Linked DNA regions of Homo sapiens: region 1 is linked to region 2. A link is a loop called in an ENCODE intact Hi-C map of the cell type or tissue named here. Cell type or tissue: PC-9. All regions are shown on one strand. Each heading gives the region's core, and the rest is flanking DNA. Links, peaks and the distances in the headings are about the cores only.

What was found. A loop is a pair of places that touch in the nucleus more often than their neighbours do. Peaks named below come from ENCODE experiments on the same cell type or tissue, not always from the same donor. Only the 100,000 strongest peaks of a DNase experiment are listed, where the experiment ranks them.
Region 1: a loop joins it to region 2, with 5 times the contacts of the local background. A loop is called at or near these places in 1 of 110 quality-filtered maps.

The regions. Positions count from the first base shown.
Region 1 is chr6:96,153,891-96,159,279 of GRCh38, forward strand. All of the region lies in intron 2 of FUT9 (fucosyltransferase 9), which reads left to right. Among named protein-coding and RNA genes, the nearest start is that of FUT9, 140 kb to the left of the region's middle. In PC-9, for the core only: no CTCF peak of the experiment used is centred there; no DNase peak of the experiment used is centred there.
Region 2 is chr6:96,102,801-96,108,189 of GRCh38, forward strand. All of the region lies in intron 1 of FUT9 (fucosyltransferase 9), which reads left to right. Among named protein-coding and RNA genes, the nearest start is that of FUT9, 90 kb to the left of the region's middle. In PC-9, for the core only: no CTCF peak of the experiment used is centred there; a DNase peak (open chromatin) is centred at 2,251; H3K4me3 peaks cover 1,049 bases; H3K27ac peaks cover 1,812 bases.

The DNA of each region.
Region 1 (5,389 bases), core at 58-5,057, 51 kb after region 2:
GCAGCCAATCTCAATCTGGAGAGGAAATGATTAAAATCTTAATTCTCCTGGAGGGGGAGCTACTATATTTATCTTTTGTTTCTGGATTTGATCATCAGACTGTATGTTTCTGCCACATTAACCTCATTTTAGCAGTAGTTTTCAATATGAGTGAGAGGAAAAAGTAGAAGAGATGTTTTCAATCCAATGGTTAATCTGTTTGACACAACATTTGCTTCCTCATAATGGGTGATGATAGTTTATATTACTCTTTAAATCAGAGCTCAACACATGTTTATAGTATCAAATTAATAATATTCACTGTGCTCCTTAAAGTTGGATATTAGCAAAAGTGATAGAAATACATGAGCACAGAGTAGCAAAATCATTTTCACAAATGGTGATCTGTTAATGCTGAGTTTTTAGTTCTTCTTATTCCCTTTAGTCATTTATATAGTCAAATTATCTGGTCTAATTTTATTTTTAAAAATTATGATTTTTCTTAGACTCCAACAGTAATATAAAAGCAAACAAACAGTACTTAGTTACTTTTTACTTGTTAGTTGAAAATTATAAGGCATAAAAGTAAACATGTTTTTACTTTTTTGTAAAGTAAGATTGTGTGAGACAGAATGTACATCTTAAACTCTCTCAAGGAAAGTAAATGTATTAATTTAAGAGTTCAGAGGTTAGTGGACTCTGGGTATAGTCTGATCAAGTCACTCAGTTTTTTACAATTCTACTGGCTCTTTTATATTCCATGAAAAGCTTCATTCTGTGACTTAACTTTTTTTGTGCCTGCAAACAGTGATTGCATTTGTAAGTATCACATCTTCCTATAATATTGTCCAATTATAAAAAGAATGTCTTAGATTAAGTAAAAAGATAACTACCTTTTTACCAATAGTCAAAAATTTTTGGCTTCATCTTGTTTGAACCAAAGTATTTCATGTGAACACTTCTGAACCAATCAATGTAACTGACAACTCCTGTATATGCAGATTGGAAGATAGGCATAGGCAGTGGATTAGGTTTCATGGACTGGGGTCAGTCCTTCAAAGTGCTTGCTGCTGTGCAATAGGAGAGGGGCACAGCACGTGCTGAGGAGGCAATGACAGTCCCTGCAGTTACCCAAACTTTCTTAACATTTCAGGTGGCTCTCAAATCACAAAAGCATTCTCTCTAGCTCACAGAAAAATGACCCCCAATCAGCAGAGCAAAGATTCTCTCAATTCTACAGCAGTCAAGGTTTACTTCCCTATAATGCCTGCCTTTTTTTGAATGCTCTTAGCAAGCTTTATAGCAATTTTAAAATCTGATTCTTTGAAATCCAGAAAGTTACTAATTGGGAGTTAGAAGGGGTAAAAAAAACGCTCAGTGTCAAAAGATTTATTGTAAAAGGTCTTTCTTGTCTTTTTGGGAGGGGAGAGAGTGTTATGGTCTGAAATGTGTTCTCAAATTCATGTCGAAGTCCCAATCTCCAGTATGTTTTTGGAGATAAGGTCTTTAAAGAAGTGATTAGGTTAAAATAAGGCCTTTAGTGTTTGGCCCTAATCTAAAATGACTGATGTCCCTATAAGAAAAGCAAGAGCTGGAGATCGAGACTATCCTGGCTAACATGGTGAAACCCCGTCTCTACTAAAAATACAAAAAATTAGCTGGGCGTGGTGGCAGGTGCCTGTAGTCCTAGCTGCTTGGGAGGCTGAGGAAGGAGAATGGTGTGAACCTGGGAGGCGGAGCTTGCAGTGAGCCGAGATCGTGCCACTGCACTCCAGCCTGGGCGACAGAGTGAGACTCCGTTTAAAAAAAAAAAAAGGAAAGAAAGAAAAAGAAAAGAAAGAAAAGAAAAGCAAGAGCTACCAGAGGTGAGAGCACACAAAGGAATGACCAAGTGAAGAGGCAGCAATAGGGCAGCCATCTGCAAGCCAAGAAAGAGTCTCAGAAGGACCTAACCCTCCTGACCCCTTGATCTTGGACTTCCAGCCTCTAGAACTGTGAGGAAATAAATTTCTGCTGCTTAATCTACCCAGTTTGTGGTATTTTGTTATGGCATCCCTAGCAAACTAATACAGAATGGTGGTTTGTTTGCTTTTTGTTAACTTTTCTTTTGGAGGTTATAAAACCAACTGCTTCTTCCAACATTTTAATTTAGGGTTTTGTTGCAGTAGGAGACTTTATTTCATAGAAGTAATAGTTATTTTGCTGATGTTCAAAGGATGCTTCTGGTACTCGGTGAGGTTGATGCATTTCTCTTCACCAGTGAAGTCTAATGCTATAGGAAAGTTTTCAAATTTCACACTGGTCCCTGTAATTTTCCTTCCAACTGGCAAATACTTTGAGGATGACAGCTGTGAGCCAGTGCAACTATCACCATGGTCTGTTTCTAATTTTTTTGTTGGTGTTTATGAACACAACTTTTCCCCTTGGAGCCTTTGGTTCATTGCTGGTGATGAAGGATTTTATCTCCTTAGCTCATCTAGGTCTGGGTTCTTGTCTTGTCTCATGACCAGGAAAAATCAGGCACGTGGACACTCGAAGAGTGAGTGGAGTAGAATGTATTAAGTGAAAAGGAAAGCTCTCAGCAAAAAGGGGCATCCTGAAAGCAGGTTGCCAGTTTTCCTTCGCAGTACAAGGGCTTATATATATATAAGCTGATGGAGCTGGGTTCCCTATTTGTATAAGGCATAAATTCCAGGTGGCTCTGCCCCATTCCCCCTAGCGTGCATGTGGACCCTTAATCTTCTCCGGGCATGTTTAGGCAAGCCTGCTGTACAAGTTCCCTTATCTGCACAAAATATCTGGTGTAGGCACTTGTGGGTTAGGTCGGATGTTTTCCAGGGACCCTTCCCTTACTGTCTGCCTAAAGCAAGCTGGCTAACTCCTTTCACTGGTTTTGAAGGTTTTTGTTGTTATTTTTCTAAGCACTCTTTTCATTTTATTTCACCATAAATCCAGTTCTTACAAGGTATAAATGAAATATCTCCTTTTTAATGTGTGCTGAGGTTTGGAACTCAAATGTACAAATTATGACTGCCTATACATAAAAAACAGAAGCATGTTACCATGAAATGAAATAATGGGCAGACAATGTTAGTTTGAAATGTTCTTTTTCCCCTCCATTCCTATTAAATTTGTGTTGGTTCTTTGTTAGATGAAAGAGAAAGAAATAAAGTGCAATGCTTTTGCCTAAAAGCCTATCCCCAAAGGAATTGAGTTAACTGTACCTAGCCCCAGAGAAAGACATGAAACTATGACTGGCTAAAAAGGCTAACTAAGATGTGTGTTTTTCTAGGATTTCTTCTTATATTCTTTGAGTCTATGTAATATGATCAGTACCTTCACTTTCGTTTTCTCTTGTAATTATGAAACGAGTGTGACAATTCTGCCCATGACACCTCAGAGTCTGTTACCAAAGTCACTGAAAACATCACAAAGGAGGACCTTGAGCTCCTCAGAATATGTTAAATAAGTATTAAATGCGGTAAACTGTAAAGATTCTCTGTCTTTTCATAATCTTTTTATTATTTTGGTGAGTTTAGTTTTGTGTTTTTCCTTTGGAAGAGAATGCCTAATAAAATGAGTTGAGGAATGTACACTGAGTTAGAGTGAACAATACTCCTGGATTTGGGAGTGTTTATTTTAGTTATAAAGAAAGTTCCAGTTTAGAATTTATTCTAGACAAATAATGACATTTGAAGGCAACCATGGTTTTAATGGTTCTCTGAATCAAGCAAAAGCAATGTAGGAAAATTTAAACATCTAACCCTCAGAAATGCCAATGAAGACTATAAAACTAATTCAGTTAATGATTTCAAAATCTTATTTGACATGTTTTATAAAACAGGAATAAAACCATTCCTCAGTAGGAACTACTCAGTCCTGCAATTATAATTTGAATCAATATCATATTAATATAGAGCAACACTGCCTTGCATTTTTTTCTCTGTTGATTCAAAAATCACTTGTCTTCAAATCTACTCCTGTCTGTTCTTTAGAGACAGGCTCATTTTTGCTTAAAGATATGATGCAAATGAAAGGAATACATTTGTAAAAATGTGATTTCTCTAGCTCCTTATTTTTTCTCTAACTCTATAATTTTACTTGTAAATATCAATTATATTATCCAGTCTTAAAGAATCACTAATAGAACAAGCATTATTAGAAAAGATAATTAGATAAGGCCTCAACAATGATGACTTTTAATTAGCACTTTTGCAATATGATGTTCTGAAGAAAATATGATTAGTGGTTACTATAATGTTTACAATGTCATTTACCTGAACTTTACATTTGTGTCATTTTTGTAGATAAATAAAGGGACACACTCTCAAAGACTCCATTTCTGATTTTTATATTTTTAAAACAAGGTGATGGTTTAATGGTCTTTAATTCATTTCATATCATAATGGACAGATGGTGGACAAGGATTTTCCCCACTGTGCAGGTGTATGATGTTAAACCAATAAACACTATACAAAGTAAGTTAAATTTTCTATAATATATATGATATGTGTGTATGTATGTGTGTGTATTTCCTGAGACTTACTAAGATATTTTATTAAGACAAGTTATTCTTCAGGAGCATTTTAGAAATGTGAAATATTAATCCATTTGAATTTATGATTTGACAAGGGGAGTTATTAACTTCTTTCAGATGGAAACCGTTTTGCAACAGGGCAAAACAGATTGGTCCCTAATTTCTTAATCACTTCTTTGGTGATTCGAAGGACAGACACTCATTAATCAGCTCTCAGATAAGAAACTTGCTCTGTTGTTTTAATGATCAAGTATTCTGGAGAGACTTAAAGAATCTCCAACCATCTCTTCCGCTTCCATAATATTAGATTTGTTGCTTCATCCCCCAAATTGCCCATGACTTTCTTCTATAAAATAAATGACTAAAATTGAAACTCTTGCTTCTTTTTCCTGAATCAACCTCTTAGGCTTGAATCCTCAGAACTTTAACATCATTTGTTAAATTATTTTTAAGCACTTGCTTGCAGATTTTCTGCTGCGTCCGTGTTGTTGATGGGATTGATGTTGATCAATGTAAAGGTAAAGGTCAATGTTCAGGTAAATGACATTGTAAACATTATAGTAACCACTAATCATATTTTCTTCAGAACATCATATTGCAAAAGTGCTGTTTAAAAGTCATCACTGTTGAGGCCTTATCTAATTATCTTTTCTAATAATGCTTCTTCTATTAGTGATTCTTAAAGACTGGATAATATAATTGATATTTACAAGTAAAATTTTAGAGTTAGAGAAAATAAAGAGCTACAGAAATCGTATTTTTACAAATGTATTCCTTTCATTTGCATCATATCTTTAAGCAAAAATGAGCCTGTCTCTAAAGAAAAGACAGGAGTAGATGTGAAGACAAGTGATTTTTGAATCAACAGAGAAA
Region 2 (5,389 bases), core at 198-5,197:
ATACCAAATTTGAAAAGAAAACATCTTCCCATTATACCAGAGAGAATAGTTTAAACTTAGTTTCCTCTCATGCATCATGCTACACTGGAATGTGTGACATGCTGTGCCAATAGACATTACATATGGAAACAGGAGAGAACTTTGAAGAGCTGACAGAAGGCTAGAGTGACTAAAGCAGACTGTACAAAGCCAAGAGAGTGGTAGGCAGGTCCAGACTTCCTTGGTCTTGGGCTATGGGAAAATAGCAGTCAGAAATAGACTTTCAGGACTTCAGCATCAGCTAAGTGAATAAGGAATGGCCAAATGCTTGAATGGGGAGTAGGGGAGGAGACCAGTGCATATTTCAACAATATTATCATGTGACAGCATTATTTAAGATGATTTTAAGTTCAGTCAGGGCAAATACACACACACAAACATATACGCGCGTGTGTGTATATGCATATGTATGTATTTTCTAGACACTTTCCTTCTTCCTCTTTGTCCTAAATTTCCATCTCTCAGGTGAACAGAATTCTTATTCTGCCTTCTTTATATTCAAGAACTCAACACTACAGCATCCCACCGTTACCTCAACTACTCTCCTTACCCAAATTAAAGTTAAATCTATGAGGAGTGTGTTAATTTCCTAAGGCTGCCATAATAAATAACCACAAACTGGGTGGCTTCAAACAACAAACATTTATTCTTTCACAATTCTGGAGGCTAGAAGTCCAAACTGAAGGTGTCGATAGTGTCAGGCTTTCTCCGATGGCTCCAAAAAGAATCATTTCTTGCTCCCTCTATCTTCTGGTGGTTGCTAGCAAGTTTCTTGGTTTGTGGCAGCTTAACTACAATCTCTGTTTCTTCTTTAATAGACTTCTTTCTGTGAGTCTGTGTGTCTCCAAAGCTCTCTCATATCACCAGTCATTGGATTTAGGGCCTAACCCTGTCCAGTGTGATTTTCATCTTTTTCTTTCCATCTTTTCTTTATTGACGTATATTTGATGGATGAAAATTGTATAAATAAGATATACAGCATGCTTTTGATATACATATACATAGTAAAATAATTACTATAATAAAGTTAATTGGTGGATCCATCTTAACTTGATTGCACTGGCAAATGATGTATTTCCCAATAAGGTCCCATTCACAGGTACCAGGGGTTAAGACTTCAACATGTCTTTTAGGGGTGCCATAATTCAATGCACAACAGGCGGCTAATCTCAGCTAAGTGTTTAGAAGGACAACCACATTATCTGATTAAATCAATTTACATAAAAGTCAGAATAACACTGCCTTTCTAAAGAAGTTTATAACACAAATGTACTGAATAATGTACACACTGTTAAGGGTAAGAGCATTCCTAGTAACTGCTTTCTATCCAGAGCTTTCAACTTTCCACCTTCAGTAAACTCAAGGCCAAGGTTATATTTCTCTACCCATTTGCCAGAGTAGATCAGCTACGAAATGAAAAGGATACTTAAGCAGAAAATTTAGGTTGTGTATGTTATTTCCTTTTTCTTTAGTAATGTTTTCACTTTTAGAGTAAATATTTTAATATTATTTGACCAAATTATATGAAAAATGGCTTGATACTTTATTTTAATTTTCCCATGTTAAGATGAATTTAGATCTGCATATTTGCCATACATGGTCCATATATGAAGGATAGATATAAAATATATGAAGGACATTGATGAAAAATGTTGGCAGTAGAAAACTACCCAAGTGTAAATTATTTTTTTTGTTTTGTTTGTTTGTTTGAGACGGAGTCTCGCCCTGTCGCCCAGGCTGGAGTGCAGTGGTGTGATCTCGGCTCACCGCAATCTCCGCTTTCCAGGTTCATGCCATTCTCCTGCCTCAGCCTCCCGAGTAGCTGGGATTACAGGCGCCTGCCATCACGCCCGGCACATTTTTTGTGTTTTCAGTAGAGACGGAGTTTCACCATCTTGCCCAGGCTGATCTTGAATTCCTGACCTCGTGATCTACCCGCCTCAGCCTCCCAAAGTGCTGGGATTACAGGCATGAGCCACCGCGCCTGGCCACACAAGTGTAAATTATTTTGTGTAGTTTTCTACACAAAATAGAAGGCAGGTACAGATTTTTTGGCAGGTACAGATTTTATTTTTTCCAAAATACATTCTAAGTGTTTATTAGAAGAACAAATAAGAACAAAGATAAAGAGTCATCTCGAGGCTTCGTATCAGGCAATCTGGGTTCTTCCGTGCTTACTTAGAGTCAGATTTATTCATAGTGGTGGAATGCTCACGCCTCTAAGGAATAAGTTCAGAAGAATGTGGTACTTTTATTTAGGCTATTAAAATCCTGAAATTCAAGTTTTAAAATGATTCAAAAGGAGATAAATCTGTTTTAAAACAAAATGCATTTCTTTGTATGCAGTGAGTCAGAGTACTGCTTTGTGGTAAATTGCCTTATGTTCTGAACAATATAATGTATTTCATTTTTAATAACTCAGTTTATTTGTAAACCATGTATTATTAACACATAGCTCAAACTATTGTATTTAATATAGAAATTGCAGTTAAAATTGGAGTGGACTCTTTTTCTTTCCCAGAACATTCATTGTTTGAGGAGAATTTAACAAGGCATTTTGATTTTTAAAAATCCCTCATCAGTGTAAGCACACCTTTAAAATAAAAATCATATTATTCTAAATTCAATTGCCATAGCATAAAATAGCTATTTAATATTTTTGCTAGGACTAGTATGTCTTCTTTGTTGATTACAAAATACATACTATGCTAAATTTTATCATTTGATTATTGATTTCCCAAGAGCCTTTTGTCTAAATGAAAAGCTGTGTCTTAAGTTTTCTAATTAAAATTTATAGTGATAGAATTATTTTTCATGCAGTTAATTTATACTCAAGAAGAGTTTTAACAGTTATTTAAATAATGATAAGTTTCTATAGTTTTTTTATTCAGTTGTTTTGAACACTCTGGAGCTGATCTGTTATTTTTCACAGCATGATTCCCAAACATCTGCAACAAATTCCTCTAAAAATTAGGAACATTGTTAGATATGGAAATTCAGGATCTTACCCGTACCTATTATCAGCATCTCTGGAAATATACTTCATAAATATCTGTTTCTAATAAGCCATTAGATGATTCTTATGCCTATTAAATTTTAAGAACCCAGTGTTAAAGAGAACAAACCAGTGTATCCTAACTTTTCTGACATTAGTGATCTCTAGACTTTGTAGTACATTGGGATAACCTGTTCAATGAATGTCAGCTTCTTGTAGAAGAAGTCATCCAGGGGTCAGGAAAGAGAGAAAGCCTGAACTGCCTCTTACTACCCCTAGAGTTCTGGAGTTCTGGGAGCCTGACTGAAGATAGCAGGCAGCATGTATGGAGCTATGTCAATGAGAATGAGCCCAAGATAAATCATCACAATCCATCAACCCTTCCTTCCTTCCTTCCTTCCTTCCTTCCTTCATCTTCTTAATGCTTCCTCTATTTTTGTCAGAAGAATTGGGAGGGAGGGTTATTGGGAGAAGAGCAACAGCATATCAAAACCCTGCTTTATCTTATCTTGACGTCATTTAACACTCTTAAAAATATGTGCTTTTAAAAGGAAGTATTCAATTTTTTTCTTGTTATTGCCATAGACAAAAAATTAATAAAGGGGTATGAAGTGTCACCAACTGTCTGACCCTGGCCTACTTTCCCAATCCCAGTTCCAAGAGGCATGTACTTCTTGGTGGGTGTGACTGTTATACAATCTTTGGCTGACTTTACCTCTTATCTCCTATCTTCAGATCCTTCTTCCTGGGAGGATTTTAACATGTAAGATGAGGAATTAAAACACCATCTGAATAAGTATGAAGTGCATTGCAGTCTTTGGAAGCAACATGCAGAACTTAACCCAAACCTTATTCTATCCATCAGAAGCTCCCAGGCTACTGACTGGTCTGTCTCTCCCAGGCCTGTTACAAGAAAAGTCATGGCTTATCATTCATCGGTTTAATTATTCCAAGACCCCCTTAGAGCTAGAGAAATGAAGAGATGGAGTGCTTAAACTTGATTGATTTGATTGAAAGACACAAAGTATCAAACCATTTTTCAGACATATGTCTCAGTGAAATTAAAAAATAAAAAAATTCATTTTGGTTTAAACCAGAATTTGGTAAACTACAGCACTTTATGTATGTCTGCCTTCATATTACAAAAGCAGAGTGAAGCTGATGCAACATAAATTGTATAATATATGCGTACCTATAGGACATCTTTGAATTTGCCTCCTGGCCTACAATGCCTAAAATGTTTACCATATGGATCTCTAGGGCATAGCTTTGCTAACCTCTGGTCTAAATGAAAACATTCATGATTTATTTTCTCCAGCATCTGAAGGCAAAATATGCATCCACCGTATTCCATAAAAAATTATTCATACATGTCTTAAAACTTGCATATTTTATTTTCTAACCCCCAGCATAAGACAACCATAAATGTGTAGGAACAACAGCCTTAGCCCCAACAACCACAACAGCACCTAACATAATAGGGATTCCATAAATGTTTTGATTAAATAAGTCTTTAAAAATATATGTACATTCTGCATTTTATTTACGATATACTGTCTCTCTATTTTAGAACAAATTTCATTTTCTCCAATCTTTGAATAAAATAGATGCTTTAGGAAGAATGTACAAGGAGATTTCTAGTACTGCTTAAAGCTCAGGAGAAGAAGCTCAAGAATTTGTCCTGAAGTGTGCAAGTTTTAAAAGAACAAAGCAGCTTTCCCTTCCCCGAAATACATGTTGAAAATATTTCTATCGATAAAGTATATGTATAAATTTGGACAAATCTATGTCAAACATCTATTATAACCATTACTAATCTGTATTCCAAGCATAAGTGTATTTTAAGTTCTTAAGACATTGATGTTTGTCAATGGTCCTAAGTGTTACTAATTCTGTCGCCTCCAGCAACTCAGCATGTAGAACAGACTATATCATTCAAGGCTAGCCTTCTACAGAACATCCAACCCTGTTCAACTCACGAGGATCTACATCCTATTCACTTTAACTATAGAGTCAAGACAGATCATTCAAGTGAGCTAAGTGAGAGAGAAGGAATAAGAAGAAAGCACAACCCTTGAAAGATTTCAGATAATGAAAATAAACAAGAGCTGTAGAAGTAAGTACAAATCATGCACGTCTCTCATGGCCACTTTTTTTTTTTTTTTGTCAGATATTGCAAAGCTATGGACCTGGGGAGATGACCTTTAAATCATCTAGCTCAGAATTTGTTCCACAATAAAAAGCTTAAGAAATGTCCATTATTTCCCTCCCTTCTTCTCATTCATTCTCACTTGGCTTTGTTCTTTTCAGTCTAGGATTCTTATTCATATTTCTACCTAATGTAAAGAGCCAACC